2 separate regions of the Homo sapiens genome follow, and region 1 is linked to region 2. A link is a contact called in ENCODE Hi-C or POLR2A ChIA-PET data. All regions are on one chromosome and are shown on one strand. The core of a region is the stretch at or near the end of the contact, and the rest is flanking DNA. Distances in the headings are between cores, read along the strand shown.

Region 1 (4,400 bases), core at 757-3,256, 1.8 Mb before region 2:
GGTGTAACAAGTTGGATTCTGAGTTGGCCTTAACACACAAGGATATGTTGAAAGATAAAAGAAAGCATAAGCGTAGGACAAAAGCATAAAGGCAAGAAGGTGCCTGTGTTTGAACTGGGTGGTACAGCTACTAGGAACGGGTTTGACATTAAGAAATTTACCTGAATCCAATGCAAATATGTGTTCACAAAGTCAGTAGAATATAAAGGTGATTGGGTAGTTGCTAGCTAAATTATACAGGACCAAGAAAACTAGACAAAGGTGCTGTAAACAGAAGAAGCAAGTATTAAGAAGCTGTTTTAAGTATTTCCCCTAGAGATTCATGTAGTGAGATGTAAAACTGCTTGAGAACAGCAACTAGGCCTTGCTCATCACTGTATCTCTTATGTCACTGAGCTGCTGTGTCCTGTAGTGTGTGCTAACTGCTTATTAAATTAAATGCAATTTTCCAATTCATTAAGTATAATCGGTGATCTCCAAGGTTCTGTCCACTGCTAAGATTCAGGACACTCATTTAAGGTGGAACAAAAAAGGTAGCATCTAGTAAGTGCCAACCACATAAAGGTACTGTAGCAGGCCCTCTAGACATATTATTTAACTGCAGAATGGAATGATGTGTTTTCCCCTCTTTAAAGACAAGAACACTGGAACTCAAAGAATTTAACTTGCCTATGATTTCACCGTGAGCTGAGAAGTGGCAGAGGTAAGGAGTGAACTTTTTTCTACTCTTATATAAACTTCCAAGTTTCAGTGACATGCTCTAAGGAAGAGTTTAAAAAGAAAAATTCAACATCCACCTTTCATAATTAAAATACACAAAGACAAGTAAATTCATAAGGTTGTCCTTATTCACAGTAATGATTACATTCTGCCATAAGGGATTTGGAAATGGTATTTGGCTTGCTTTCATTCCACACTTGTGTGCCAAGGTAGTTCCTACGTGCGTTCAAATTAAACCAAAATTCTCTCCCCGGAAACTCAAATTCCCATAATTATTATCTTCAAGTCAGAAAAAAATAAAATAAAATAAAATTAAAAACCAAAAGCAAACCTATTGAATTGACATCATCAGTACCTAATACCAGTGATTCAGAAAACAACAAAAATGTAGCATTTCAAACTCTTTCCAGATTCAACAACTTCTTCCACACTTCTTTACACCTTTTAAAGTGCAGAGACCTAGCCTAAGAGAGACATCCCAAAGGCTCAGGTCCTCAATTCGGTTTCAGTCGTTGCCAAGTATTTCATCTTCATCGCTCCTAACATGTTTGAGAGTCTACCCTTAACCAGAGCTCCCTCCTTCAGTTACCGTTACAAAAGATTTTAAAATCCTCTAAGGAACCTTACCTAAAACATTCTGCCAGTTCCAGACGCTCAACATTTATTTGTCTAGGCAAGCACTTTTGGTACAGGGTTTACAATCCTAATCTAGCCAACATACGCCTTAAGCCCTTCGCTGTTCTTCCAGAAGCACAGTCCCTGCACCAGATGCTACACCAGCTGCTCCTCCCAGGCCCTTTACACCAACCCATTCAGCAGTTCTTTGGCAACCTACAGTCCTAGCTCAAGGCCCATTTCACAGGATGAGTCCCATTTCTTTCAAAGAGGATGCGCCAAGCCCTCAACCTCCTCCCAGCTCTGAAGGAGGGAGCCTCAGGAAAGGGGAAGAGCGAGCTCTTCCTTGGCCCTGGCCCGAGGGTCCTGAATGCAGGCAGGGGCTGGCAGAGTGAGCGTGCAGTCCGGTGAGGAATGGGCAGGGAGAGGCAAAAACACTTACCAACATCCTGATCGAAGGGATTGGTGGCAAAAAGAGGCATCTCCGCTGCGTGCCGAGGTGTCCCCGGGGACTCCCTCTCGACAGCACGGGAGTCAGAGCTCGACGTAGGATGGAAGACTCCTCAGGCAAAAAGAGCAACAGAGACCGACTCTACAGGGTCCGCGACAGCTCCTCCTCTCACCCAACCCCACCAACCGCGGCAGCAGCTGCGGCGGCGGCAACAGCAAGGAGCCGAGGAAGCCCCCGCGCGGAGCTTGTCGGGAATCTGGGCGACCTTGGCGCTGCCTGTCTCAAAGCTGCCCCGAGCCTGCCCCATCGGTAAAGGCTGAACAGGGAGTCCCCTCTGCCTGACTCCTCTTTTAATTAGTCACACATAAGAGTGGAATTAGTTCTTGTGTTTTCTGCTTTTCCCTTGGCTAGGAGTCTCCGTAGGACGGGGTCCTTCAGGCGTGCTGAAGCCTACTAACAACCCCAGGAGTGACTGGGAGAGCCAGGAGAAAGAAAGCAGGTTGAGTTCGGGTCGAGCTGTGCGCCTTTTTTCCTCTCGCTCTCTCGGTTATCATAACCTTGTATTCCCTCTGGAAGGAAATGGAAATTCCTTTGGATCATCTTCTAGGTAAACAGTTTAATTAGCTGCGTGAGGTGACAAACTTGCTCGGATGAAGTCATGGGAGCTGAACGAATTGGCCTGAATCCCAAGAGGGGAGTGTTCAGGGCGCGCGTGTCCCTCGGAGAGGCTGAGGTAACGCTGGCTCCTTCCCGGGAGTCCCTGAACGCCCGGCTTTGGAATCTGCAGACAGCTCTTCTAGCAGGGCGTTGGCACCTACTGACTAACCGTGCAATCACTCAGCAGCTGTGATGGTTGGTGACATGTCTTTCACAGCCCAAGATAGCCTCCCTAGACTGAGCAAAAAAAAGAAAACAGAAAAAAACTGGAGCTAAAAGTTGATCAGTGAGTGATTCCTAGCAACCCAAAATGTTGGTTTATTTATTTTACTTATAAGTTTAGTTAACCAATAAAAATTATTCTCTGTGTGATGGAGAAGTTTTAAGGAGCATCTACTAGAGATGTTGCGTCCCACTTGGAACAAACTTAGTAAGCACATCTTGTACGTAAATGGAAATTATCCCGCAAATTACGGCATCTCCAAATGTAGCGTGGAAACTAATATTGACATGTCAACACAGGATTAATACATAGTAATCAAAGAGTGCTTAAAAATTCATTAAAAATGAAGTCCCACCTCTAAAAGTGAAATGTGCAAATTAAAGTAGCAGTTAGATAATGTTTTGTCATTTAGGTAAAAATTACAAAGAATCGGCCGGGCGCGGTGGCTCACGCCTGTAATCCCAGCACTCTGGGAGGCCGAGGCCGGCAGATCACCTGAGGTCAGGAGTTCAAGACCAGCCTGGCCATGGTGAAACCCCGTCTCTACTAAAAGTACAAAAAATTAGCCGGGCGTGGTGGTGCGCGCTTGTAATCCCAGCTATTCGGGAGGCTGAGGCTGGGAATCGTTTGAACCCGGGAGCGAAACTCCGTCTCAAAAAAAGAAAAAAATTGCAAAGAATCAGGGATGTGAGGAGTCAGACACTCACATACTGTTGGATGAAGTGTAAATACTGTATAATCTTCCTAAGGGAAATATTTGGAAGCATGTAAAAAAATTTTTAAAACCTTAGGACCCAGCAATTCCATTTCGGCAAATTAATCCTAAAGACATTCTTTTAAAACATGAACAAAGGTATACATGGCAACATTGTCTAAAGGATCAAAGCATTGCCAGCCATTAAATGTCCCACATTGAGTGATTGGACAAATTGCTTCACCTCTTGGTGTCTCAGTTTCCTCATGTGTAAGAAACAGGAATAATAGGGTTGTGAGGATCAAATGAATTAGTACAAGCAAAACGCTTATTACAGTGCCTGGCATAGAGTAAGCACTAAATAAGTGTAACTGATCACTGTAATTTACACTGGTCAGTTAAATCATAGTACATAAGATGTGAAAACTACACAGCCATTTAAGGTGCATAATACAGATTCATATTTACATAGACATCTGAATACACAAGTTTTCAGAAGGAAGTTACAAACCTTATAAAATTACAAATGCCCACAATTTTAAAAATCTGAAAGGAAATACATGAGAATATTATGACATGATTGTCTCTGAGTGGCAAGATTCTAGACAATGTTTTTGTTCTTTGTGCATTTTATTATTCAAAATATTTTAATGATGAGCGTGTATTCCTTTCAAAAGCAGAAAAAATGTTAAAATACAACAATGTCAAAAATGGTATGTTGGTACCACCAGTTTCTTAATGTTTTGAAGGGCCAATACCAAAAGCGTGCTTGTGTTTCATTATGACAAGTATAGAATTATTCGGAAATATCACGACTGATACGGAAGTCAGAACATTCCCTCTCAAAAATGTGCTTTGATTGCTGGGCTGACAGAATTAGGTGACAACTTGTTTACCTTAAGATCCTGAGCAGTGTCTTGGGCCATTATCATAAGTGCCTGAGCCAGATATTGGTGGCTCAGACTGGGTGTATCAGAGCCAGATATTGATGAAAATGCATTTGTACATGTTCTGTACTCCGGACTGAATTACTCTGTTGC
Region 2 (3,876 bases), core at 1,324-3,823:
AAAAGTAAAATATTCCTTGTTAAAGATATGTCCTGCTAATTAAAAAATTTAAAAGATTACACATAAAAATTATAATGTGGGCCAGATGTGGTGGCTCACGCCTGTAATCCCAGCACTTTGGGAGGCTGAGGTGGGTGGATCACCTGAGGTCAGGAGTCGAAGACCAGCTTGGCCAACATGGTGAAACCCCATCTCACTAAAAATACAAAAATTAGCCGGGCATGGTGGCGGGTGCCTGTAATCCCAGCTACTCAGGAGGCTGAGGCAGGAGAATCACTTGAAACTGGAAGGTGGAGGTTGCAGTGAGCCAAGATGGTGACACTGCACTCCAGCCTGGGCAAAAGAGCGAAACTCCATCTCAAAAAAAAAAAAAAATATAATGTGGAAGTGGAAAGGACATTCATATAAATGTCTATCCAGGATTTTGCCAGCATCACTGTAGCTGGAAACTAAGAAAAATCATAGATCAAAAAATTTCTCGTTTAAAAAAATACAGTTTGAAAGTACAATTTTTTGTTTTTTCATAACAAAGTAATCAAACTTATAACTACTATCTATATTAATGTAAAGGAAACAAATGTAGTGTTATATACACTACACCATTAATATTTACATACATTAATGGAGAAAGTCAAATGTGGAAACACTTCTGAACTTAGAAGTCTGCCAGTTATGAGCTCTATGTACATAGACCCTTCTGTGTCTTTCAGGAAGTGGAAGAATTACGTAAATTGTAATCAGCATGCGAATATTAGATATTTAACTGGAGCAGTCAGTACTACTTCCCCGATCTCTCACTTGCTGAGAGATAATGAATTCTTTATTTCCAGTAAAGGCAAGTTTTGTTCCTTGGAATCGTAATTATTGAGATCCAGTGATGTTCAAGGCCCCATGCTAGAATTATGAATAGGCAGCTCTTTGCTTCCATAAATTTATATCCCAAGAGAAAAGCAAATAACTCTTTGCAAATACAATGATGATAGGAATTGTCATAAGCAAGTTACACATAAGGTACTATGAAGCCTCAGAAATTATAATTATTACTTTCAATTGTAATGACTGGAGAAAGTTTGGCATGCACACTCTGACATGAAGGATAGGTAAGATTTGATTTGCAAAAACAAGGCAAGGGATATTCTAAAGGGAATAAAGATCAAAAGGAATGCTATGGCTCTACTACAGGCACTTTGGGCAAGTCCCTGTAATTACAGTAAAGGGTACTGAAGAAATAAAATTAAATTAATTAAAATAAAATTAGAAATAACGTATAAATAGGAAAAAATAGCTAGTAATAAAGCATAAATTAACAAAACCTTATTTGCAATCTAAAAGATTTTAAATTAAGGGTTAATTTTAATTAGCCAAATGCAAGGGTATTCTACAATGAAACTGCATGTTTTTGAAATTAGAGAACATAACGTATTATACTAAAATACAACTGGCTAGAATTTATGGGTAAAAAAGTCAGAACTACTGTTGCATCAAATTCCCACAAAATGGCTTCTTGAGGTAAAAAAAATACCCACTGTTGCATAAATGCCTTCCATGTGCTAGGAAGTACACCAAATCCTTTGTATGTGTTACTTTTTCCATTTATTCCTTACAATATATGAAATGTATGCAATCTCCCTTTTAGAAAGAAAAAAGCCTAGGTAGATAGTAGGTAACTTGCTAGTAAGTGCAAAAGGTAGGAATATGGGCCAGTATGACCCACAGCTTGGCCTCTTAACTATTGCATTACTGCATCCCAAAGTAATATGGTTTCCAAGGAGTACAGAAACCTTACAGAACCAAAATAAAAGCATGTATTTTTTTTTAAATCAGATTTTGCCCTTTCGTTTTAAATTCAAAGCTCGGGCAATACAAGCCCTCTTTTTTTAAGCAGCACAAACATAAGTTTTCACATGAACTCAATTTAACTGCTAGTTAATGAGTAAAACCTAAACTTTAGTCCAGGTGTTGCCCACACACTCTGCAGTGTCAAAAACTGGAGATGAAAATGCTGTAACATTTACAAACAGGTTGCTCTGAATTTGTTTCCCTACAAATACCTTGTAATTCTGCGTTGCAGCTGGTGGAAGCATTTCTAATGCACATTATGCCACATTCTTTGCCATGTTTTTAGGTAATAGTTGGTCTGACTTTGATTTATTGAAGTACAGAGGCGGACAGCCTCCAGCTTATGAGAAGCGCCCTACAAAGGCACGGATGTTACCGCACTGTGACTCAACTATTGCCTTATAGTTCTAGTTTTGCAAAATTAATATTGAAAAATACAAGCAATGGGCATATGTTCTAATTCCTAGTGCCTGGGCCTCAGAGCCTCCAGCTTAGCCCAGAGCAGTGCGTAGAGGAAGAAGGTATTCCTGGAGTTTAGAAACACGCCGACGCCCCTTCCCAATACAAAAACTACCACCCCACCAAAGGGTCCCAGACAGTTCAGAAAGGTCAGAAGCTACTTCCACCGCTTTCCGTGCCTGTTTCCGCCTCCAATTTCACTTCCGGGGAGGGGACTTCCGGGCCCTCAGCCTTAAGGGGCGGGAGTTAAAGAGGAGTCGGAAGTGGCACCAGCACTTCCGGTACGGAAAACTCGCTGCTGCCCCAACCTGGCTTGACAGGCTTGGTCTCTGCAAGTGGCTCTCAGCCCCTTCTTCTTTCCTGCCTCACCTTCCAATTCGTTTGCCGCCGCCGTCCCGCAGCTGCTGTTTCCGGAGTTGCCCCTTCCCCATGTTCCGGGGCAGGAGTCCGCAAAGCGAAGATCCGCCCGCCGGTTCCTCATCATGTCCGAACTGACTAAAGAGCTGATGGAGCTGGTGTGGGGCACCAAGAGCAGCCCCGGTCTCTCGGACACCATTTTCTGCCGCTGGACGCAAGGTACCCTGGCGGGGCTCTCACACTTGCAGCCGCTGCTTCTTTTGCCCTGCGAGAGTCCGCCTGTGACGCCTCTCGCTCCAGCCCCTCGCGTGCCCCGCTCTCTGCCCCAGTCGCCGTGCTCAGCGCTGAAGCTGGACTTTCTAGACACGCCCTGCCTTGCCTTGGTGGGGAGAGTTTGAGTAGGAGAATGGTTACAGCTGCCACTAAATACCCGCAGCGCTCTTTCCATCCTCCGGGCTGCCCTTCGGCTGGGGAGGAGGAGAGGGTGGCCCCTTGCTGGGTTGCAGGGCGTGACACGGAAGATGCGCCCCGTGCCCCGGTGTCACTTTCTCAAGGGGTGCTGTGGCCTTCCGCATCTTTACCCCCTAACAGAGCTGTCTATTGGTGGTGGTTGGTCTATTTTTGGTGAGAAGGAGGGACGTCCAAGGGAAAGTCCAAGTGGCTAATTCCAAAAAGCAGTTTTTTGTTTGTATTGTCATTATGTGGTTAGGCGTGGTAGTCTGTGTATAAACACTGTTATTTGCTAAAAAGTGTACTCTTGGCCCAAAGTATCCCCGTTTTTTATATGGTTTATTATCTGTCACGGTTAAAAAAGGAATATGGATCATAGTACTTCCTCGGCCGGTATGCTTGTAACCCAGACAGGACTTTTACTTACATGAAGAGTCTTAGTACAAATAATAATGAAATAAAATAAGCATTTATTGAATTCTTGCACTGTAACAGGCTGGGCGCTTTATACTAGTAACTATCCCTAATTCTTAAGTTTGGATAGGCAAACAACTGACACATTCCTAAAGGTGACTTAGGAAAGATGATGATGAGGTTAAAACATAACCTTGAGTCAGAAGGATCAATAATTTATGTATGTAAAACACTATTATTATTAAAACATCTATTTAGGGAACACCTGTTCCCGAAATAGATTGGGCGGAATTTTGGCATAGTAAATATAAACCCCTATTTCAAAACGTGTATTTTGTAACAAAAATTCAGGATTTA

Evidence for each region. Hi-C counts contacts between places; a loop is a spot of excess contacts on that map. ChIA-PET counts read pairs that join two places held with the same protein, here RNA polymerase II (POLR2A). Pooled maps may share reads with other maps.
Region 1: a map of B cell shows a loop between it and region 2 (26-fold over the local background). The contact joins the promoter of STAM here to the promoter of MINDY3 in region 2. A Hi-C loop is called at or near these places in 6 of 168 maps with a recorded cell type or tissue (B cell, CD4-positive, alpha-beta T cell, CD8-positive, alpha-beta T cell and 2 more), 2 of 37 single-sample maps with no recorded cell type and 10 of 50 pooled maps. POLR2A ChIA-PET finds 5 or more read pairs at or near these places in 1 of 52 experiments (CD4-positive, alpha-beta T cell).

The regions. Positions count from the first base shown.
Region 1 is chr10:17,641,757-17,646,156 of GRCh38, reverse strand. STAM (signal transducing adaptor molecule) reads right to left here and starts at 2,006. Exons shown (of 14, transcript NM_003473.4): 1 at 1,778-2,006. The coding sequence starts at 1,817. It overlaps STAM-DT (STAM divergent transcript), which reads left to right and starts at 2,239. Exons shown (of 1, transcript NR_110370.1): 1 at 2,239-4,400. RefSeq lists enhancers at 1,992-2,111, 2,262-2,331, 1,754-2,403, 2,404-3,052.
Region 2 is chr10:15,859,204-15,863,079 of GRCh38, reverse strand. MINDY3 (MINDY lysine 48 deubiquitinase 3) reads left to right here and starts at 2,573. Exons shown (of 15, transcript NM_024948.4): 1 at 2,573-2,874. The coding sequence starts at 2,781. RefSeq lists an enhancer at 2,782-2,831.